3 separate regions of the Mus musculus genome follow, and regions 2 and 3 are each linked to region 1. A link is a loop called in an ENCODE intact Hi-C map of the cell type or tissue named here. Cell type or tissue: heart. All regions are shown on one strand.

What was found. A loop is a pair of places that touch in the nucleus more often than their neighbours do. Peaks named below come from ENCODE experiments on the same cell type or tissue, not always from the same donor. Only the 100,000 strongest peaks of a DNase experiment are listed, where the experiment ranks them.
Region 2: a loop joins it to region 1, with 6 times the contacts of the local background. A loop is called at or near these places in 17 of 42 quality-filtered maps.
Region 3: it touches region 1 in a loop (2.0-fold over the local background); 3 of 42 quality-filtered maps call a loop at or near these places.

What each region holds. Positions count from the first base shown.
Region 1 is chr4:151,915,953-151,923,952 of GRCm38, forward strand. No RefSeq gene overlaps it. Among named protein-coding and RNA genes, the nearest start is that of Dnajc11, 14 kb to the right of the region's middle. In heart, a CTCF peak has its summit at 4,528 (motif pointing left); no DNase peak of the experiment used is centred here; H3K4me3 peaks cover 736 bases; H3K27ac peaks cover 761 bases.
Region 2 is chr4:151,858,854-151,866,853 of GRCm38, forward strand. It overlaps Camta1 (calmodulin binding transcription activator 1), which reads right to left and starts at 2,915. Exons shown (of 24, transcript NM_001081557.3): 1 at 2,772-2,915. The coding sequence starts at 2,816. All of the region lies in intron 2 of Gm42357 (a long non-coding RNA gene), which reads left to right. It overlaps 9230110K08Rik (a long non-coding RNA gene), which reads left to right and starts at 2,891. Exons shown (of 2, transcript XR_390981.3): 1 at 2,891-4,004; 2 at 4,311-4,458. In heart, a CTCF peak has its summit at 2,264; DNase peaks (open chromatin) are centred at 1,748, 2,078, 3,138 and 3,708; H3K4me3 peaks cover 4,035 bases; H3K27ac peaks cover 3,710 bases.
Region 3 is chr4:151,782,346-151,790,345 of GRCm38, forward strand. The region is part of intron 3 of Camta1 (calmodulin binding transcription activator 1); the gene reads right to left. Among named protein-coding and RNA genes, the nearest start is that of Gm52710, 50 kb to the left of the region's middle. In heart, no CTCF peak of the experiment used is centred here; a DNase peak (open chromatin) is centred at 4,786; H3K27ac peaks cover 2,098 bases.

The DNA of each region.
Region 1 (8,000 bases):
AGAGCTGACTAGAGTCTGCCTCTGTTGTGACCAGAAGCCTGAGCAGGAGATGACCAACAGAAAACAGATGTCCCCTAGGGGTTTCGAGTGCTTGTGCAACAGCCTGGCTCTCACGTTCCTCTTTTGATGTGCAAATGACACATCTAGATTGGTCAAAACTCTGGCTGTGACCGTGCCCGCTAGGATTCCCATCTCATCTACCCTGTGGGGACCATCTGCTTATTTACAGCACATCTCCCCTTACCTGTTGACATTTCCATGCACATGCCAAAGCTGAGAGAAAGCCAGAAGCAGGAGGGAGTTGGGGATCTGGGGTATTGGGGTGGGCAACACCACTCATTAGCCAGGCAGGTTGGCATATGGCTAGGGACCAGGGAGTCGAAGATACCCATCCCAAAGTCCCCAGGCGGGGGGTGTGCTCACAATGAATGGGGCACAGCAACAGGCAAAATCAATAGCGCTTCTTTCCATTCTGAAGTTTACGCGTACATCGGCACCGGTCTACCCCAGCCTTTTGTATCCATGGAAACCAGTTATGATGCTACAAAAGAGGATGCTGGCTAGTGCGAGGAAGGAATAGTAGCAACGGAAGCTAGCTTTGAAATGAGCTGTGGGCAGCAGGAAAGACGGGGGGGGGGGGGGGGGGGACTCTGGGAGCTACACCCGGGGGCTATGGAAGGCAATGGGAGTCTAGAGATCACCAAGGACAAAGCTGTGACCTAAGCAGAGCTGATGTCTTAGGTGCTTTTTTTTTTTTTTACTGCTGGGATAAACAACACAGCCAGAAACAGCTTGGGGAGGAAAGAGTTTATTTGGCTTACGCATCCCGATCACAGTCAATCACCAAGACAAGACTAGGAAGAAATACAAGCGGGAACTGGGAGTCGGAAACCAAAACAGAGGCCATGGCAGTGTGCTGTTTATTGGCTTGCTTCTCACAGATTGCTCAGCCTGCTTTATTATAGCACCCAAAACCACCAGCCTAGGGATGACGCCACCCAAAGTGGGCTGTGCCCTCTCAATCAGGCAATCAAGCTAGGAGGGGGTGATCACACTTTTAATCCCAGCACTCAAGAGACAGAGGCAGGCAAATCTCTGAGTTTGAGGCCAGCCTGGTCTACAGAGTGAGTTCCTGAACAGCCAGGGCTACACAGAGAAACCCTGTCTCAAAAAAAAAAAAAAAAAAAACTAAAAAATAAATAATTAAATAATTAAAAAAGGAAAGAAATTAAGAAAATGCCCCCACAAGTTTGCTTACAGGCCAATCTGATGGAGCCATTTTCTCAATTGAGGTTTGTAGCAGGAACTTCTTCGGGGAGGACTCTATGTAAATGTTGGGGGCAGGCGCACAGCCACAAAGCATCTCCTGCAGGAGGACCCAATTGAGGACTGCCTGAGAGACCACAGGATTGCTGGTGCAGACAATGCCAGCCAATCAGGAACTGTGCTTTCTTGGGACCAATGGGGGTGCAAGTGGAGGTATTAAAGGGGCTTGCCGGAGTCTCTGAGGGTGATTTTGCACCACCTCACCGCCAACCTGCAAGGGTAGGTAGGGTCAGGCAGCTCGTGGTCCAGAGCTCAGGCAACATCTGGCGACCAGGTTCCTTCTTCCTAGGTGACCCTGGCTGTGTCAGGTTGATTTAAAAATAAAATAAAATAAAATAAAATAAAATAAAAACACAAAAACACAAAAACACAAAACCCCCACAACCAGGCCGTGCAACTCACTCCTCCTAGGTTTAATTCTGAAGATCTGGACAACTGGGTGGCACCTGCCTGCACCTTTCTGCTTTATCTTCAAGATTAAAGCCAACAGAGTTTTCCCTCTGGTCACAGGAAAAGGATTCTCCGCATGGAGCAGTGGGCTGGAGGGCAGAGGTCACACTTGGGATAAGGTGCGAAGTCTGTGTATCAAGTGGGACCACGACCCTTCAGAAGGTTCTGAGAGACACTCTTCCTAGCCTCCTTCTGGTTCTGGGGACAAATGTCCTTGGCTTCAGGTCACATTGCTCCTATCTCTGCCTCTGGTTCCCAATAGCCTTCACCCCCAAATTCTTTGCTCTTTCTTTTCTTTCTTCCTTCCTTCCTTCCTTCCTTCCTTCCTTTCTTTCTTTTTTTCTTACTTTCAAACTATTTATTTATTTATTTAATATATATGAGTACACTGTCTCTGTCTTCAGACACACCAGAAGAGGGCATTGGATCCCATTACAGATGGTTGTGAGCCACCATGTGGTGGCTGGGATTTGAACTCAGGACCTCTGGAAGAGCAGTCAGTGCTCTTAACCACCCACCTACCTCAACACCCTCAAAGTCCTTTTCTTACAAGAACCCTTATCATTAGATTTAAGGTCACCCCTAAATCCAGGGTAATCTAATCTTGAGTTCCTTACTGATATCTGCAGGAACGTTACCAAATTAGAATCCCACTCCCAAGTCCTGGGGGTGACAGGCCTGAGATGTACCCTGGGAATGCCACCATCCAACCCACTGTGTCTTCTTCCAGGGGACTTTATCTGGCAGCTTTGGTAGTTTACAACCTAAGTCTGCATGGGTGTCTCTCCAGGCCTCCAGGCTTTGGCTGATTTCAGAGAAAAAAAAAAAAAAAACTAGCTCCTACTTTTTTTTTTTTTAAATATATTTATGTAAGTACACTGTAGCTGTCTTCAGACACTCCAGAAGAGGGCATCAGATTTTGTTACGGATGGTTGTGAGCCACCATGTGGTTGCTGGGATTTGAACTCAGGACCTTTGGAAGAGCAGTCAGTGCTCTTATCCGCTGAGCCATCTCTCCAGCCCCCAGTTTCTATTATTCTAAGTCCCTGGTAGCCGGGCAGTGATGGCGCAAGCCTTTACTCCCAGCACTTGGGAGGCAGAGGCAAGTGGATCTCTGAGTTCGAGGCCAGCCTGGTCTACAGAGTTAGTTCCAGGACAGCCAGGGCTACACAGAGAAACACTGTCTCAAAAAAAAACAAAAACAAACCTAAGACCCGGTTATGGCAAGGAAGCGTGAGCATTGCTGCCGTGATTCTAAACACTCAAACTTTGACCTCTTTGTTTGCTCGCCGATTCACCAGAACCTTGTGGGCCTGGTGGACTGATTCTGGACGCGTGCCTAGCTCAGAGTGAGGACTCCCTCTGGCCTTCCTTGAGAAAATGTATCTGTGAATTCTTGGATCTACACCCACCCCCCCAAATGACCCCTGCCGTTGGCTTAGCAACCGGCTTATACTTCCAACACAATCAGCCAGGTTTGGAGTGAGAAGGTTCGAAGAATTGAGGGGAGGAGGAAATGCTCTGCCGCCTACCAGGCTCTCCCACTCCAGCTCAGAAGAGATTTTGAGAGCGCCATACTCCACAGAGAAGGGCGGGGCTGTACTCCAGGCTTGCATGATTGATATGACCCTGCCAAGCCCCTATCTAGTTCTGGGGGCCAGCAGAAGGACCAGGCAGCAGGAGAAAGCTAAATCATCTTGGAGAAGCCCCCACTTTGGTGGCGCTTCCTGGGACCCTTTCTGTGGGGACGCAGGTAAATGTGAGGCCTCGGGTAAGTTCATTAGCTTGTCAGCCTTGGACAGGGTTTTGGCGAAGGGTTCTGGTGGTAATTTCCTTCTCTGTGAAATAAAGACCAGGGTGACAAGCCACCTGTTAGTACATCCATCACTGCCGTCAGGACTCAGCGTTGCGCCTCCAGGAACACGCTGGGCCCTCGTGTAGCACGCTGTGCCCAGAGCACATGGCGGCTTTGCAGTTGTGGCACTGAGCCCCTGAAAACCTACCAGTTAGGATAATAATAGGGAAGGAAACACCTTTGTATCTTGACTGCCACAGAAGAAGCACTCTCTGTTCCTTCGACCTAGAGGGCCTGCGGCACTTTCGCCCAGGTCCTGTGAGCCTGATCAGCTTAATGCTAGAAACTAGGACCGGGAAAGCAAAGCCAGGTGGAACTTTAACTTCCTGTTTGGTGGAGGGGAGGGGAGAAGAAGGAGGAGGGAGGGAGGATTTGGGGAGGGAAGGGGGATGAGGAGGGGGAGGGAGGAGGATAGGGAAGGGGAGGCAGGGAAGGAGGCTAGAGGGAAGGGGGGAGGAGAGAGGGGAAATGTGTGTGTACCCGTGTGCAGAGTGCGCATGCGTCCTTCTTTCTCACTCTCCACGTTACGTTTTGAGACAGTGCCTCTCACTGAATCTGGAGTTTGCTGATGCAGCTAGCCAGCACGGTTCAGGGATGCTCCTGCCTCTGGCTCCCCTGTGTTGAGACCAGATAAAGCACCGGGCTTCTTCCGTGGGTGCTGGGGATCTGAACTCACACCTCCCGCTTGAGCGTTTTAACTGAGCCATCATCCCCACGTGAATTTTCTCCAGACTAAGATTGTCAAGTGCCGCCACACAGCCTACAAATGGTCCCTCTCGGGACAAGCATCTGAGAGAGGTGCCTTTTCCCACAAATCTTTCCCCCTCTCTACACTAAACCTACACGTGCAGTTTTCTTTGCCCAGTGCTGCTCTCAGGGCCCACAAGTCTGCCCTCTGCTGGTGAAGGGACACTTAAGCAGTTCCACAACTAGGAAGCCCGGGTTTGGCCCAGTAATCAGCTTCGTTCCCCTGTGCAAAGTCCTTATCTCAAACTCAGAGATGTTATCTAGGAGTCAGAGCTGTTGAGTGGACTTATAGTACCATTCCCTGCCTTAGGGGATCATAGATAACATCTTTTCACACCACATACCCCAAGGAATTATAAAGCCCACGTTATCAAGCGCAGCTAGAAGTCCTCTGAAATGTCACCGCCACCATACAAATTAATCTAAAAGAGAATAAACACATATCTGGGAAGCCAGCGGTGAAAAGGGACAACCCGAGTCTGGGTCCCTGCTCCTCTGCTCGATGCCCGTGGACCTCACTTCTCCTAGCTTAGCTGGCTTAAGTGTAAAATAAGGCCATTCACAATTACATCAGAATTATTGAAAAGATTAAATGAGATCGTTAATCAAGCAGCATAACCCAGGTGTTATAACACACGTAGCAAACATTCTTTATGTGGCTTTTTCTTTTGGGGTTGGGGATGCAGGTCAGTGGTAGAGTGTCTGCTATAGCATACCCAAGGCTCTGGGTTCAGTCCCAGCACCACACACACACACACACACACACACACACACACACGCACACACACACATACACACATCCCATAGTAGGAGACACACACACACACCATAGTAGGAGATATTGATTGGAGAAATGGGTACAGAAGTTCCTATAATTTGTGGATAGCTTCATTATCCCTAGCCTATGAGAGCTCCCTTAACTAAAAGTGGGGTGAGCATGTGGATGGTGAGAGCTAATTTTGATTTTCAACTTGATGGGACTTAGGATCTCTGCAGAAACCAACCTCTGGGAGTATCTGTGAGGGTTACATCGATTAATTTAACTGAGGTTGGAAGACTCATCCTGATTGTGGGAATTGGCATACGCTTCTGCCCCGTACTGAATAAAGCAGGGGAAGAGGAGTGGAGAGGTGGCCAAGTTAGAGCACTCTCGGCTCCTTCAGAGGACCGGTTGGTTTCTTACACCCATATCGTGTGGTTCACAACCACCAGTAAGAAATCTTTTCTTAGTGAGAAAGCAAGGTGGACACTGAAAGACCCACAACGTGAGGACTCCCCCACGTTCTGACTCAGGAGAGGCGACACCCCAAATCACTCACAAGAAACGGTCTTGCTGCAAACTGCAAGAGGACTTTTATTCAAGAGCGCTCTCGGGCCCACGGTCATACAACACGCAGGGGTAGAGGACCATGGCGCCCCAAGTAACTGGGTAAGGGGGTATTTAAAGGAATAAACCATAACTCAAGGAAGTGGGGAGGGCGTTGTTGGAAAATACCAAAGATACCAGTTAAGAGTCCCAAGGAAGTGCAAAGTCACAAGAGTCACAAGGAATATCTGGTAATTGTTCCGGTTATCTCTCAAGACAGTTTCTAAGAGCCCCTAACAATAGCACATTCTTTGAATGAACACTCTTTGAACCCAGGAAGTGGGTGGGTGGAGGAATGTCGATATCTGTTTTATGATTAGCGTACCTTGGAGCACTAAGTTACAGAGGTCACATTCCAAGCCAGGGCCTAAAGGCCTAGAATTTTGTTTTTACGTTATACTTTCAACACCAGCATGCATCTCTCTCCACTTCCAGCCTCTCCACTGCAGCTGCAGTGTGACCAGCTGCCTCCCCACTGCAGCTGCAGTGTGACCAGCTGGTGTGCAGCTGCAGTATGACCAGCTGCCTCCCCACTGCAGCTGTGGTGTGACCAGCTACCTCCCCACTGTAGCTGTGGTATGATCAGCTGCCTTTCCACCGAAGCTGCGGTGTGACCAGCTGCCTCCCCACTGCAGCTGTGGTGTGACCAGCTGCCTCCCCACTGCAGCTGCGGTGTGACCAGCTGCCTCCCCACTGCAGCTGCAGTGTGACCAGCTGGTGTGCAGCTGCAGTGTGACCAGCTGCCTCCCCACTGCAGTTGCAGTGTGACCAACTGCCTCTCACAGTGCCTTCCCTGACATGATGACTGTACCTTGAAACTGTGAGCCAAAAAACGGCCCCTTCAGTACATTTCTTTGTATTGTGTCACAGCAATGGAAAAATAACTAGCCCTGGAAGGGACCTCCTCCTGAGACTTCTGCCAGACCTGACATGTGCATCCTTGCCACAAGAGGAGAGTGCTGTGTCTGGAGACCAGAGTGAGTAGAAACCAGGGATACTCAGCATCGCCAAGGCGGTGGGGGGAGGGGGGAGGATGCCGGACTCAGCAGAGCTGGGGATGAAACCCCACTCCTCCTTAGGAAAGACATCTTCATCTGTCACAGGGACCAAAGCCACTTCCCTGAAGCAGAGCCCAAGCTGGGAGAACCAGGGCAGGTACACACTGAACAACAGTGACACTTGGAATTCTAGAACATTCCACTGCTGACTTCCTAGCAGCACTTCTGCTTGTAGCTTGGCTTTCTAGCTGATGCTAAGGACAGAAATTTGAAGTCTCTGAATTCAAAAGCTCCCAGAGGCGAGAGGTCCAAGCTCCAGGACCATCTCCCTCCCTCCCTCCTCCTGCCTCTCTCTGTCTGCCCGTCTGTCCGTGTGTCCTCCATGCGTGTACATGGAGAAGCAGAAGTGCTTGTCAGGCATCTTCCTCTATTCCTCCCCACGCTGATTTCTGAGACACTAAGCCTAGAGCTCGCTGGCTTGGCTTGGCTTTGCTGATCACCGGGAAGCCACCTGTTTCTGCGTATTCTCAGCGCTGGGGTCACAATGGTGCACACCACACCTGAATTTCACAAGGACGCCAGAAACCCAAACCTAGGTGCTCGTGCTTGAGTAGCAAACACCACCCAGTAAGCATCTCCCTAGTCCCTATCTTTATTTTTGTTTTATTTATTTTCTGTGTTTGGGTGTATCACCTGCATGCCTGGTACCCATAGGGGCCAGAAGAAGGTGAGGGATCTCCTAGAACTGCAGCTATAGACAGTTGCGAGCTGTCAGGGGGGTGCCAGGAATTGAACCCAGGTCTTCTGGAAGAGAAGCCAGTGCTCTTAACTTCTGAGCTATCTCTCCAACCCCAGGAACCCGTGTCTCAAGATAACAAGGCAGAGTCTGGAGAGATGGCTCAGCAGCTAAGAGCTCATTTTGCTCTTCCTGAGGACTCTGGTTTTATTCTAAGCACCCACAAGGCAGCTAACAATTGTTAGGCACTTCAGAGGATCTATTGGCCTCTGCTAGTCTCCATGACCACTGCACCAACATGATGTGCAGACAAGCATGTAGGCAAAGCACCTATAACACGTGAAATAAAAATAAATGAAACTGGACTGGAGAGATGGCTCAGCACTGACTGCTCTTCCAGATGTCCTGAGTTCAATTCCCAGCAACCACATGGTGGCTCTCAATCAACTGTAATGAGATCTGGTGCCCTCTTCTGGTGTGTCTGAAGACAGCTACAGTGTGCTCACAGAAAATAAATAAATA
Region 2 (8,000 bases), 57 kb before region 1:
AGGCCTACAGGAACATACACAGCAGGTAATCAACTCTTCATTTTTCCAAGGCTCACTAGCACCCTAGAAACAATCAACTCCTTTAGGCTGACAACAGACACAAGATTTAAAACAGCCTAAAAATGGGAGACACACAGGAAAATCAGAGCAAGAGCTTTCCTTTCTGGCAGCGAGTACCATGCTGAAAAGCAAAGCCAGAGCCACCTGAGACACCTCCTTACTTGGGAAAGCAAGGTGGAGGGCTCCCTTGTTAGGAAAAGAACTTCAAGAGAACAGAAACAAGAACACACAACACACAGCTGGAAGGTGAGGCTCTACACGAAGTCTGTCAAAAAGTAAGATGACACTGCTGAGCGAGAGCACGAGACAGGGAGGTGAGCACCTGAGCAGAGGCAGGGCTGTGGGCCCCAGAGAAAGAACCTGGAAACCCTGCCACCTTCCCGGGAAGCAGCGGCAAGCACTTTTCCGAAGGCACCTTCTTCTAATTTCTTAGCGTCTCTCACTTCACTGGCTGAAATACAACAGGGATGTACTTGAAGCCGTCAGTTAGCTCCCAGTTCTATCAGGGAGAGGCAGCCGCTTCTCCATTTCCTATCATTTCCCCAAAACACAGGAAATCGCTTTCTCCTACACTGCAGGGGGAAAAAAAAATCAAGATAAGAACTTTCACTCCCCACAGAATCAAGCTGAGAATACTGTCCCTAGATTCCAAATGGAAAAGTCTGGGCATTCATCAGCAAGCACTCCACACATGGGAGAAGTGCCTTTCTGCTTATTCAGTACAATACAAATGACAAATGAAGGAGTAGTGTGACATTGCTTTTATCAACGACACCTTGGCTTCTTCTAATCCTGAAGCCACCAATAACATACATGGGTAGGTATGTACAGATACACACATTCTGGCAAATTAACACTCCACCCACTCTGACCATAGAGCTGCCACCTGACCCTTCTAACTTCTTCTGGGTATGTATAGAATGCTATTGCACATATGCACAAAGTGGTCTGTGTGTGTCAACAACTGTGTCGAGCACCCAATTTCCGTGATGTCAAAGAGAACCAGAACAGCAAAAAGTAGAGAAATTGCCCCTTTGCTTGAAAGGTGCAAGATCCAAAGAAATGTTTTGATCCCACTAGAGACATACCAGGGCCAAAGGAAGATTCTGGTACAACAAGGAGCACACAAGCTACCTCTTCTCAAATGGCATGTGGGCGACAAGGGTGTCTACACTCCCTATTCTGGATAGAAAGGCATATGGCTTCTCCTTACCCAGCCAACATGAATACAATTTGAGAAAATTAGAGAAAGTCAAGGTAACAGGCTCACTAAATATGGCTGACTGGGAAACAGGAGCCATAAGGAGGGTCTGAGTTCTCTCAGAAAAAAAAAAAAAAAAGAAGAATTGGGAAGTTTATTTCCAAGAAAGATTCAAAGACTTCTTGAGAGTGGGATGCATAAAGTCTGGTTCTTTCTGCTCAGAAGACAGGAATCAGAACACCAAATTCAAGGGCACTGGACCCTTTTCCCAGTGGGATAGTGTTAACTGGTGAAGGGTGCCCCCTAAGATCCAAGAGTGAACGGGAAGCAATAGATCCTTCTTTTCCTGCAAGAAACAAGTACTGAGGTCCCTTACACTCAAGTGGTAGGCACATCGGAAGTCCTGCCTGCCCTACATCTTACTGGGGCGCCCACCCTGGCCCAGACAGGGAACTCCAAGGAGAGAGGCAGACAGCTAGGGAGAGGAGCATTGGAGCGTCCGGTTTTCCCAACAAGAAAGAGGGCAACTCGAAGGGTGTTCAGGAAATGAGCTCACCCTAACCCAGGAAAGTGTACGGAAAGAGTACAGATCTGGAAGAAGTGTCTGCCTGCCTATTTAGAAATGACTTCAGAGCTGCACAGGGCCCCACAAGCCACTGGGTGAGCTAAGAAGGAAGAACATGGGTAGCCCCGAGTCCCCTTGTCCTGGCCAAAAAAAAAAAAAAAGATTAACCCAGCGTGCAGAGGCTCCGCGGCCCCACGAGAGTCCCCTCAAAAAGGGGACAGGCTGACACGGAACCCTCAGTGCTCGGAGAGGATCGGGGTCACGGAAGGTAAAGGGCATGGCAGTGTGGAGACCCCACCCTCCCGGTAGTGAGGGTGCAAGGGCAAGTGTGGAAGAGCATGCTGTGAGGGGCGGGGAGGCCGCGCGAGGACCCCGGCCCTGCTGGGGGAGGGGTCGCCCGGGGCCTCGGCCGAGGGGCGCTCGGCACGAGGGGGGCCCCCTGGCGGGGACCCGCGCGGGGACACCCCCCACGCCGGCGCTAGGAGGCGCCGCGCGGCCCGAGGGGGGCTGTGGAGGGGAACGTCCGGCCCTGACGCCGCTACGGCCGCCGGCACCGGTGCCCGCGAGCCCCCGCGGCCCGGGAAACTTTCCGCCCCGCGGCCCCCTGACACCCCGACCGACACGGCGGGGATGCCCCGGGCCGGGTGCGGGAGGCGTCGCGGCTTCTCCTCCTCCTCGCTGGGCCCGGCCCCCGCCCCGCGCGCCCCCCGCCCCGGCCTGCCGCCCCCGGGGCTGGGTGCGGGGCGCCCCGCTCGGCCGGCCCGCGAGTCACCTCAGGACTCGGCCGCGCTCCGCCCCCCCCACCCCGCCGGCGCCCTCCCCGCGCCCGCCGCGCCCCCGCGCTCGCGCCCCGCGCCGCCGATGCCCGGGATGTCCGGCGCGGCCCCGGGCTCGCCGTGTCGCCGCCACCCTGACAGCCCCGGGCCCTCACGCTCCGGCTCTCACCTTCCGGCTTGTTTTCGGCAGCCATTTCCCCTCCGCGCGCCACATCCTCCTCCTCCTCGCGACCGGGACCCCGAGCGCGCGCCTCGTACCGCCGCCGCCGCCGGCCCAGCCACCCCGCCGCCGCCGCGCACCCGCCCTGGCCCCGCCCCGCGGCCCACGCACAGCGCCCACTGGTTGGTGCGTCTGCCAGTCACGGCTCCCGCGACCAATCGGACCGCACCAGGGGTCTCACTACTCTCCGGGAGGAGCGTCCTATCCACCCTGTCCATTGGCTGATCACCACCGCACCGACTAAAGTGATTGGCCTGGAATCAACGCCCCCTCCCCACCCACTCCCGGGAAAACCCGCCCTCCAGACCTAAACAAAGCTTCCTAGTGGACAGAGGTCGAAAGGATGGCCCAATCAGGATGAGGCTGACACGGAATATTTCCTCGAGGCCGAGACGTGGTGTTTTGATTGGACGTCACTACAGTGTTTCCCAAGCCGTCCAGACCAATCAAAGGGGGTTCCCGGAACTCGGGAACGGCTGTGGGAAGCCCCGCCCCCCAGCGTGACCGTCATGAGGAAGGCGCTCGCTCATTGGTGTGCTGGGGCTTTTCCCGCGTGCTCCGGGAGCTGAAGGACGTTCCCGGGGAAGCCGCTGCTGGCGCGTGGGGGTCCCGGTGTCTTCGGAGGACACGCTGGGATCTCCGGGATCCCGCAGCCTGCGGCGCTGGCGGGGGGCGGCCCTGCCGGAGGGATACGTAAGGCACCGAGGCGTGCCGGTTCACAGCGTTCCCGAACCGTTTAGCCGAGAGTCGGGGCGTCGCTGCCCGACACGGGGGAGGGGCGCACCTCCCGGCAGACCACGCCCCTCGGCCAAATCCCGCCCCTTCCTGGCCTCAGCCCCGCCCCCTCGGCCGGCGCAGCGTCCCCGCGGCCACCCTACGCTCCCGCCTGCCTTGCGCTCCTCTGTCCCCTTTTCTAGCGGCTTAAAATACTGAAACTTTATTTTGGTCACGTTGCCCATGTGACCGGCGGAGCCGATGAGTCATAGGTGCCTGTCCCAGGCTGCAGCCGCGGATCTAGGGCTCGGAACGCTCGACCTCGGCTAGCCTAGCCAATCCCTCCCGGGCTCCCGGCGCTTCGGTCGGGTTCCAGCCGCAGCTCCGCGCAGCTCTCCTGCCTGTAGGTCCACACCGGAGAGATTCGCACGCCCTGCAGACACAAGCCCGGGCCAGAAGAGCTGCAAAGTACTGCGCCTTCTCGAGAGAAATCAGGGGCTCTGAACGTGGCCAGAAAATAGAGGAAAGGATGGAAGGAGAGAGGGAGGGGAAGGGCAGAGTGCAGGAATTCCGCACATAGAAAAATAAAAGGGAAGGAGAAGAGGGAGGGCAAACACCATGCAGGGATTCTGCAGGTGCACTGAAGGGAAGCGGGAGGGAAGGAAGGAGAATGCACTTTAATGAAAAGCAGCTGAGCTCCAGATCCTCTCTGTAAACTTGCACTGTTTGATTCCTCAACATTTTTTTCTCTCTCTCTCCGTTTGCTACTAGCAGAAACACTGAAAAGTCGATCGAGTGTTTTGGCGTTAGGATTGATCGTCAAAGCCAGTCTGTGCCAATCCTAACAACGTGTGGTCTTCTTATGATGGTCACCGTTGAGAATTGCTTAGGTTGTTCCAAAAATAAAGATGTCCCAAAAGAATGTTTTGTATTGTATACTCATTCTTCAACAAACTTTAATTTTATGAGCCTCAAAAAAAAAGGCGAAATTTTTAACAACCAGGGTACAGTATTTTATCGATTAGCATTCTTAATAGCACTAGTGTAGACGATTTGGGAGCGGAAACCTGCCTCTGGAAACGCTGGTGGCGTTGTAAGTTAGAATAACTCTTTCAAAAAGCAATTTCACAGTATGTATTAAAAGCCGTAAAAATATCTACATCTTTTGACCTAGTAATCTTACTTCTGAGAATCTGTTCTAAGGAAATAACTCCAAATTGGGTGTGGGGTTGCTCAGTGTGTGACGGTGTTCTTCACTAATCACTGTGTTTGTTACAACAAAGAAATGAACGCTGAAGGCTGGGGAGGTGGCTCCACAGTGAGAGGCTCAATCGGCTTTCCCAGGGGACCCCAGCCCCGTTCCCAGCACCCACACTGGACAGCTCAGAACTGCCAGGGGCTCCGGCTCTAAACCACCCGTGCTCATCCCTCATATATACCACATATACCTGTACATCCCTCATTCATACACATAGTTAAAAAAATAATAACGTATTTTTTTAAGTGGACACGTCCCAAAGTGCTAATGTTGGCTGTTTAACAGATAAATTGTCAGAAGTGGACAATCACTTATTGCTGGAGGCCCGGGAGATATTCAAGTTTTTGGTGTTCATTTACAAATATAACAGAATGACGGTACAGAATACTGCATTTGAGAGCTAAGGATGTGGCTCAGTCTGGAGAGTGTTGTGACTAGCATGGGCGAAGTTTTACATCCCATCCCCCACCCACCCACCGTATGAACCAAGCATGGTGGCACAGGCTGCTAACGCCAACACTCCGGAGCCGGAGGCAGAAGGGTCAGAGACAGTCAAGATCTCCTCCAGTTACAAAGCAAATTTATCTCAAAGGAGAGCAACACACAGACAGAGTGAGCATGCGTGCTTCATTTTATAAAAGACTGGCGCAATGTGTTTAAGAAATGGCATCTAGGAGGTTGAGACTATTACCTAACTGTCTCTATTTTTCTATAATATAGCCACAATACAGTTACATTGCATTTATAATTAAAGTTAAAATCCTGAGCTAGAGAGATGGCTCAGCAGTTTAAGAACACTGACTGCTCTTCCAAATGTCCTGAGCTCAAATCCCAGCACCCACATTGTGTTTCCTGTCAACAACCCCAGTTCGGGAGGATACAGCACCTTCTTCTGGCCTCAAAGGACATTAGGCACAAGGTATACATACACATATGCAAGCAAACCACTCAATAAGTTTAAGCCAATAGCAAGCCTGCACACACACACACACACACACACACACACACACACACACACCTGTAGTATCAGATACTCAGGAGCCTGGTACAAGAAGATCACTTAAGCACAAGGACTCGTGGCCTCCCTGTCAACACAGTGAGACCCTCTTGTAAATAACGATGACGATAACAACTGCACCTTCCGCATGCTGTGGACACACATGCTGCATGTACTCCTGAGACTATACCCATGAGCAGAGAGCATCTATCTTCAAGGAGCTCACAGGCTAACAACATTAACAAGAGCCCGGGAGAGCACTGTGCAAACATGGAAAGCAGTAAGCAGTGTCACATGAACCTCTGGAGTGTCACCATCACCATCAAAACCCATAGACCAGGCACTATAGTAGGCCCTTAATGAAGAATAGAGAGGTCCGTAAGACACGGGGTCTCTAAGGCTATTTCAGGGGACCCACAAGGCCCAAAGCTTTTCCATGCTCATACCATGTTGGTCTCTCGCACGTGTACAGATCTGCAATAGTCGCGTAGCACATCCTCACAACAACTGTGTGCAGAAAGGAGAGTGCAGCCAACTCCTGTCATGCTCGAGAGTAACAAAACTTGCAAACTTATAAACAGAACAGTGTTGCCTTCCAGGTCATCCTTTGCTTTCTTTTGATAAATAGTTACTATATCTCATTTAAAAACATGATTTGTGTTAATATGTAATGAGCTTGTTATTCTTTGGAAGTGAACTGGTTACTTTTAAATTTTCTTAGTTTTAATTTAGACAATAACATCCAATTCAACATAAGCACACTTACATAAGCCAAAGCTCACTGGGTTCCCAGTGATTTCAACTATATAAAGAAATTATTAAACCAAGGTGTTCAGGAATTCCTGAGCTGGAGAAAGGCTGGGCTGGGGGCTGGGGGGTTGCTTGAGAGAGAAACCAAGAGATGTGCAGTGTGTGTGTGTGTGCAGTGTATGTGTGTGTGTGTGTGTGTGTGTGTGTGTGCGTGCATACAGTATGTGTGTACAGTGTGTGTGTGTGTGTGCAGTGTGTGTGTACAGTGTATGTGTGTGCAGTGTGTTTGTGTGTGTGCAGTGTATGTGTGTGTGTGGTATGTGTCTGTGTGTGTACAGTGTATCTATGCAGTGTGTGTGCAGTGTGTGTGTGCAGTGTGTACTGTGTGTCTGTGTGTGTGGTATGTGTGTGTGTGTGTGCAGTGTGTCTATGCAGTGTGTGTGTGTGCAGTGTTTTGTGTGTGTGTGTTTGTGTGTACAGTATATGTGTGTGTGCAGTGTGTGTGTACAGTGTGTGTGTGCAGTGTGTGTGTACAATGTGTGTGTGTGCAGTATGTGTGTGTGTGTGTGTGTGTGTGTGCAGTGTATTTGTGTGTGTGGTATGTGTCTGTGTGTGTACAGTGTATCTATGCAGTGTGTATGCAGTGTGTGTGTGCAGTGTGTGCTGTGTGTCTGTGTGTGTGGTATGTGTGTGTGTGTGTATGTGCGTGTGCAGTGCGTCTATGCAGTGTGTGTGTGTGTGCAGTACGTGTGTGCAGTGTGTGATATGTGTCTGTGTGTGTGCAGTGTGTGTGTGCAGTGAGTGTCTGTCTGTCTGTCTATCTGTCTGCATGTGTCTCTGTGTGAGACATAAATACCTTGTGGAAGTCAGTTCTCTCCGTCCACTGCGAGGATCCTGAGGACTGAACTCTGGTCTTCAGGCTTCATGGCAAGCACCTCTACTTACTGAGCAATCTCACCAGCCCCCTACCTTATTTTTTGAGACAGGGTCTTTCATAAAACCTGGCACTCACCAATTCAACTAAATTGGCTGGGCAGCACACCCCAGAGTCCTCTTGTCTCTGTCACTAGGATTAAAGACAGACATCATAGTGCTCTACTTTTTGTCTGTAGTAGCTGAGTATCAAAAGCAGGTCCTTATATACTCAGCAAGCATTTTACGGACCTAACCTTCTCTCCAGCACTGGGATGCTGGGGAGTTTAAGGATTTTAAGTAAAGAAAGTGGCCTGAGAGCTGATGGATGGAACCGACACCAGTTAGGATTTTTGAGATGAATAGCTTGTTACATTTGGTCAGTATTTACTGAAAGAGAACGAGGACTTCCAGACCACTCCAGGCAGCTTCGTTTTCCCTTTTAGCAATTAAAACACAGAAATGCGCATTAACACTAGCCATGGGGTTGCAGGTGAAGTTATTTAAACAACAGCTCTGGCTGTAAAAGCTTTCCACCGTGGCCTTG
Region 3 (8,000 bases), 130 kb before region 1:
TGACAATACACTGTGGTACGGGCCATCATACTGGGGCCACACCTGCAGGAACAGTAAACTGGAGTCAACTGCACTGAACAGAGCCTGAGAAAAGGGTTCATGAGAAGGGGATCCCAGCTGGCCTGCAGAAGAGGAGGAGGAAGAGGAGGAGGAGGAAAAAGAGGAGGAGGAGGAAGAAGAGGAGGAGGAGGAGGAAGAGGAGGAGGAGGAAGAAGAGGAGGAGGAAGAGGAGGAGGAGGAAGAGGAGGAGGAGGAGAGGGATGGGCCGGTGCAGCTAACAGAAAGCAGAACAGAAGGGGGTGGGGGGATCAAGAGGCAAGCAAGGTGCCACTGGGTGGGGACACACTGTCAGGGGCCAGGGTTTGGTTCTCAGGTGTGTACATGAACTCTCTGATGAAGACAAGGGATGGGCAGGGACCTGCGTAAAGAAGAGCAAACACCAGCAAGTTTTTAAAAACAAATCACAAGTTTAAATGTTATACCCGAATTTCTTTGTTGTTGTTGTTTTTAAACACTCTAGTAGCCCAGATCTAAATTAAAAACACTGAACAAGGATCACTCACTTTCCCAGTCTAGACAAGCTGACCTCACTTCCAAGACTACAGTTCCATGCATGCCACTTAAGTAACTGTGCTGACACTGCCTTTCAAAGCCTGACTTACAAGTGACAGAGAAGGCAGCCCGTCCTCTGCGGGGCCGCTGAGGTGTACTTCTCTTCAAGGTTTACGCATGAAGAGGTGAGTCTCTAAGCAAAACCGTCTTGGTGGTGAGGAAGGACCTGAACAAGCTGCAGTGAGGCCACCATCAGTGCTGTCTCCTACCATGTCTCCAACTGGCTCCTGGTGCTCCCATCCCTCCCTCACTCTCTCCCTAGGGGAAAGAGAGTCTGAGAGCGCTGATGTAGGAGTGAAGGAGTGAAGTTTCATTATTTCCAAAACATGCTTGAGCTTTTAAAAAAAAAAATGCAAGAATACACTTGGAAACCTACAGTTCTCCACCAACACTGGAGCACAGGCCTTGACAGCCTGCAGACCTGTGTATCCCTCCCTCTCTTTTCACACAAGTTGCTACTAAAGACCATATAACATACAGGGCTCAAAATGGGCTCTTCCTAAATACTGTGCTCAGAAGATCTTGAAAGGGATTCCTAGTTAATCTTAATATTGTAGAGAAAAAAACAAAAGGGAGTCTAAGGTAACCTCATGGTTGATAAGGAGTGGCCTCAGACTAAGTCTGCATCACAGCTGCCATGAAAAGCAGCAATAGAGTGAGCCAGGGCGAACCTGCATACTCTCACCTTTTCCAAGCTTTTAAGACTAAAAGATTCAAGGCTGAATCGATTTTTATTAATCTTCAAAGACTCAGTGTGGGTCAAAGCAACACAAATATACAAATACACTAATTTGTGCCCATGCAGATATAAACTATCTAGTGGTTAAGCTTTGTGGCAGAAAGCTGACCTGGGCCTTGTCAAGAGGAACAGAAAGGACAAAGACAGTGTACACTGTCTGCACCGCACAGAAATGCCCTGAAGCTGCTCAAACGCCGGCTTCTGTGGGGATTCAAGCACCTTCAAGACTGTTGAGCTAAGTATTACTAACTGAATTTGAGGGATTTGAGGATTATGCCAAAATAAAGATCGGCATCTAAAGATACATGGAAATAAAGACAAGACTCCAAAGGCTCCTCTCCCCTTGGGAGAACTGTGGGAAACACTCACAAGGGCAACACCTTTATTAGCTGCTCCAGGAAGGCCTTGCCAGAATAAAAGCAGACAGAGGGCACCAGAAAGCCACCATGTAAGGAAGAGCCTTCAGAAATGATGGCCTCTGTTTCTGGTGTTACTACGAGAAATTCTGAGCCCAGAATTTCAGTGGGGAAGACTAGCCCTCAGATCACATGGATGTACAGACTCACCCCACAGCAGAAGCTTAAAGCAGGGCCCCTAAAACACCCATTCAGAGACATCACACATACAGGGTGGAAGGTAGTGCAGTCTACTAAAGCTCATTTCATCCTGACTTCTTTACAGCAGCTCCCTTGACACTGCTGGTAGACAGTCTGCCTGAGGTCTATGTATGAGCACAGTTACCCCTCCATAGGTCCAGCTTCAAGTACCACTCTGAGTGCCAAGGAACTCCAGCGCTTCCTGCCTCTGCCTGCTCCTTCCTCTTCAGTCCTCAGCATGTGTGGAACACTCAGCTCCCCCACTGAACACAACTCACAGCAGCCTCATCTCAGGTTAATTCACGTATACTCCAGTCCTGGCCGGGCCTGCACTTAGCTCCTGAAAACAGAACCCAAAACTAATGCTCAGCTTTCTACCCTTACTTCCATCTGAAGCTGCTGGTACTGGGTTTTCCCGACAGCTCTGAACCAGCCATAACCTGCACTGCCGCCATCCATTTTAGACCTGAGCAGAACCTGACAGATGACCATACTGTTTCTAAGGCCTTCTTGTATACCTTCTCTGCTTGTTTCTTCGCTCTCCCTCCTCCTTGACACCGCTGGCTCAGGAGTCCATGCTCAGACCTGTCCATCCATGGTTCCTCCCTGTAGGACTCCCCACTCTACAGCCTTATCACTTCCAGGCACTCGAGTAATGCTAATGCTACTCCACTGTCTGGCTCTGGCCGAGTGAGGCCTCTCCCCTGAGCCGAACATGCCTCTAACACCTACAGCAGACAACTTTAAAGCTCATTTGTCCAAATCACACCTCAGGCACCCTCCCTGTCCCTCTTCTTCACCCTATTCCCACAGTCTTCCCAGTTGAAAGAACTGCATGCTTACAGTTTCTCTGAGTCCAATTCAACACACACATCACAGCTCCAAGAGGATGCCATTTTTCAGCTCTCACAGAGGAGCTCCTAATACCCAGTTACTCCTGACTATGCCTAAGCCACTTTCAGCTCTTCCCTTACTGGGCTGCCTGCTTCCAGTCTCTTTAAGTCAATGAGTAGGCAAGCTTTCTAAAAAGTACCTGAGGCAGCTACATGGTCTGCTGGGCTGGGCTACACAGCTCAAACACAGTGCCCGACAGCCCTTCCTTAGTGAGAGCTGTCCTGCTGGTCACTGGGTGGCTGAGATAGATGCATGAGGTAGCGGGGCTCTCTCCCAACAGGACTACAAGTAAACCGGAATTGTAATGTGGAAGAGTATCACTCATGTTCTTCACCCTATTTAAAAATGGGAACGCCATTTGAGCTTGTTGGCTGTATACTGTACATCGACCCTGCCCTGCCCTGCAGTTGGGCAGAAGGGTCAGGAGGGTGCAAAAGCGTTCTCCCAATCTGTGGCAGAAAGAAAAGGCTACTCTTGAGCTTGGGACCTGGCTCATGCCTGTAACTCTAGCACTCAGGAGGCTAAGGCAGGACATGGGTACAAATAGAACATCAGCTTGAATCAAGGAGCGAGATTTTATCCATTACCTTAAAAAAAAAAGCAAAAAGCAAAAAGAACACAATTGTGGGTAGTTTTGTAGATGCTGTCCCTCACTGAAGAAATGAGTGTCTTTGCTACCTTGAAGCAAGACACATGCACTACTTTCCAAGTAGCAAAAGTTAACTTTACAAACTTGAGGCCTCTATAATCGTAAACTATGTGCTCCAAAGTTTAAAAAAAAAAATTGAGAGTGGTAAGATGGCTCAGTGGTTAAGAGCACTGACCACTCTTCTAGAGGTCTTGAGTTCAATTCCCAGCAACCACATGGTGGCTCAAAACCATCTGTGATGGGACCTGATGCCCTCTTCTGGTGTGTCTGAAGACAGCTGCAGTGTATTCATATATATAAAATAAATCTTAAAAAAAAATTTTTTGTTCAGTCTGCCAGGTTCAAATTCACAAATGTACAAAGCTGACTGAAATCACCAGCACTGCCCTACAAAGGTCATGTGACATTTCTGGATACTACCATGATCTGAACAAACACCACAGAACAACTCACCAAATACTGAAGTCTCCCAAGCAGAGGCAGATGAATTTCCCACCAGCTCCGAGACAAAAACACTGTGTTCAAAGGATACCCCAGGTCCTGTGGGTCCAGCCTGTCTTACATCTACACACATTGTATTTCTCCCAGGCTAACTGACAGTTGTTTATAGATGGTATTGACAAGTTAAGTCAAATCAAGTTTTACCATCCTGAGATAAATAATACACTACATATGGCTCTTTCTGGGGGAAGCCATACAGAAGGGATGGCAGAGGGGGAGTGACCCAGTGCTCAGCAAAGGTAGGACAAGGCTTCTAAGCTCTGAGCTAAGCCTGTGAAGTACAAGTCTTCAGGACTGGTGCTGCACAGCAGCAAATGAGGCATGAGTGGAGCAGTGCTGTACAGAACTGCCACACCTGCAATGATGCCTTCAGCCCCGTGCCAGACTGAGTACATGAAACCTAGCAGCAGAGGCCCAAGAGGTCACAGTAAGATGCCGTGCACCCTACACAGGACTTCCCTGTACGGCTCTGGCTTCTTGTGATGGTCATGGGAGCAGATGGAGGTCACTGGGAGGTCTTGAATAGTAGTAAGATCTAGACAGATCTTTTCTGTTAGCCGTTGTGGTTGTTGTGTGTGTTAAATTCTATACTTGATTAACCATTAAGGTCACAGTGACATAGCAGAGGCCTGCTGTGTGGCAGGCAGCGTAAGTCACATCTCAACTCTGCACTGCTCTACCGCGGCAGCACCTAAAGCACCAGGACGCCGCTGCTCTACTTTAGCACTGTATTTAGCTGATGATCCTAAATAACCCTCTGTCAGCTTTTGTAACCCGGCACAGACCACATGCCTTGTGATCCACCAGCTGGCTGCGGTAATGCCCTTGACTGGAGGCTTAAAAGCTCTGGTCAGGACGTCCCTGTGATGTATTGTCTTTCCATATCAGACTGCAATGATTACCCCCAGAAGTGTCATCACATAGAGTGCTACCAAAATTAGATTACGGCCAGCTAGTGAGACTCCCTCTCCCCTCTGGTACCACCATGGAGGCTGCTGCTCTTGCCTTTGTCTGCAGGATCGAGACGACACAGCTCTTAGGTTTACAGGATGTGGGGATAAGAACCATCTGCCTGGCCTGGTATTTCTTTAATTAAAACTTTAATTACAGATATATCTCTGCACAGATATGTGTAGTCTATCAGCTCCTGCTCTTAATTACCTGCACTAATGAGAAATGAAGAGCTTGTATTCGCTGAGTGTCTACTATGTGCAGGAACGTGTGCCAGAGGCCTAAGGGGAGCCGGAGCCCAGCAGGCGAGACCCAGAGACAAGACTTGGGCCAGGAATTTCACCTGTTCCTCGACCTGTCCTCTTGGCACCATCTCTAGAAAGATGAAGGAATAAGAAACAGAATCTGCACAGGAGACAGAAGAGGACTGGAAGTAAGGGGTCAGCCACTCCCACAGGACTATGGCCATCATCTTCTGGTGGAGTCAGTAACTGGGGATGAGAACTACAAGATGCTGCTGTTTCCATGACATCCCCCTAAGTCTGACGCCATCTTCTTTATCAACACCCTTCAGCTTAGGCAGAATTTCATGGGGAATGACACAGAGCACTTCCCACAGCCACAAGGGCAAAGGTCATCAGGAGGGCCGCCAAGGTCACCAGGTGGCACCTAGGCCAAATACTCAGCTCTAGAGACTCGCACAGAGCCACCACACTCCAGCCCGAGGCCTCTGCTTCCCTCAGAACCACCCTAACCTTAAGTCACTCGCTCTTGTGGAGGGAAAGCAGAAGATTAATTACTCTGACGACTCTACCAACTCTGCTGGAGGCAGGCAGTTAATGGCTAGCTTCGGTGCTGCCATGTTTGCTGCTCCACCCTAACAGGACTGGTGGGGCAGCAGAAGAGGCAGTGGGTGTGAAGGCCTTTCCCTCTCCACAGCAGACTCCTCATCACCAGCATCAAGGGGTGATCAGCTTCCTTGCAGTTTAAAAGCTTACACAGCAGCTATACAGAAGCCCAAGGTAAGAAGCCGCCAAAACAACACCAGCTTATCCTAGTGCCTAAGTGACACTGGTTGGTGACTTAAAGCATGGTGTTTCTCAGCCTACTGAATAAAGCCATGTGGCAAATTACCAAAGTCCTCAAGATGAACGAAATCAGGATAGATGACCGTAAACACAGCCTAAGGATACTCAGACTAATGAAGGGTGGTACCTACTCCTTTAAAAAAAATACCAAAACATACTTTTAAAAGCCCACTGGAACATCTACTATGTGCTGGGACCCCCTTGGAGGATTTGTAAATATATTACACTGTGATGATAGATACACTGTAAACATCAGGGATTTACTGGGGGGTCGGGGGAGACAGTGCAGAGCTATGGAGGAAGAAAGGAGAAAGGAAAATTAAATGTTGAAGACATGAGAGAAAAGAAAGGTGGCAGAACGAGGAAACAAGAATGGCCCTTGGTGCTTAGTTCTAGTTGTTTAATACAGCCTAGCACTTAGGAGGATGGTCTTGACGAGGAACTCTCTAGACCGGGTTGTCTTGTGAGTACACTGGTCAGGGACTGTCTTGATACCTTAATTAATATGAAAGACCCAGCCTGCAAGCGGGTAGCTCAGTCCCTGACTCTTAAGTACCAGCGCCGGCTTAGCACTAGGTTCAGGGTGTGCTGCTCGAAGCTCTAGTGAGGACCTGATGTGACCTGATGTGACCAGCTGGCTCAAGCTCTGCTAGGACTTCCCCACAGTGCTGGACTACAGCTGCAAGTTTTAAGCTAAAATAAACACTTTTCCCCCTAAGATGATTTCTGTAAGTTTTTTGGTTTTATATCATAGCAACCGAAATGGAACCAGAGACCTCTACTCAGGAACCTCAGAACGTAAGCACAATGCTGGCTTCTCTGATGGCTTCTCACTCAGGGCTATTTCGCAGAGCAATGGCAGAGGCTCCAGGCACTGGCTAGTGTTGGTTGAACATCTAAACCAGCAGAGAGAGCCATTTTAGTTTTCAGTGTAATCTGCTCTGGAAGGAACAGCACTGGCCCAGATATTCCAGACAGACACATTTCCATGTGTGCACATCATTTACCTGCTTTTCTCTTTCTTTATAAAGTAAACGTCCAGGATTTCTGATCAGTAGTTCCCAGCTAGGAAAGGATCAGAACAAGGGTAGACCATTTATCCAAGTTTTAACCAATTATGCAAGGGACTCTTCAGCACACAGCCAGGATTAAAGAAGCCACTGTTTCCAGTGAAGCCTTACTAAGCTTAGGGCAGTTCTGTTACTGTCTGATGACTGAGGGGAGAGATGAACCCAGCTGAGGCCCTGCAGCCAAAATAGCAAAGCTGTCCTGTGCAAGGCAGCAAGTGTCAGTGACAGCTGCTCCCGAGTGGCAGCTCTGGAGCACCAGGGCCATAAGCCTGGGAGTGTGGAGACCTACCTGAGCACCAGCACAGTCCTGCAGGCCGCCTACCTCCTGGGTAAATCTGACGATTAAAATGTGTAGACAGTACTGGGAAGAACATGTGATACAGATTCTTACACATGGTGGCAGGCAGGTCACATCCCTTGACTTAAGAGGACACTGAAGACATATGCAGTTGAGAAAAACACTGGGCTGCTCAACACCCTGACTCCCAATATGCTGGCTGCAGGGCTTACCAAGGGAGAGTGAAGGGCAAGTGCAGCTAACCAGGCAAACAGTGATTGCCTCTTTACTCGTCTTTAATCTTCAAAGTCCAAAATAGGTAAATAAAAGAACCTTTAAAAAAAGTAACAGTAGTAGGTGAGGCCGCTCCTGGTAGCGGGACTCTGAGAGATGAGGAAGTGGAGTAGCTCTGCCCTGAGCTTGCCTCTGTCCTTACTCACCATGTCTGTGGGTCTTCTGTTGGGACTGATGAGGGGTGGGGTGAGGGCTGGGGCCCACAGCATGAACATCTGCCCTTAGCACTGCCCTACAGACCTCACACACTCCGGCTGCTAGAACTCACCATGATCCTGTGAGTGCGTGCTATCACTGTCACCCCATTAAAGAGGCAAAAACTCAGGAAT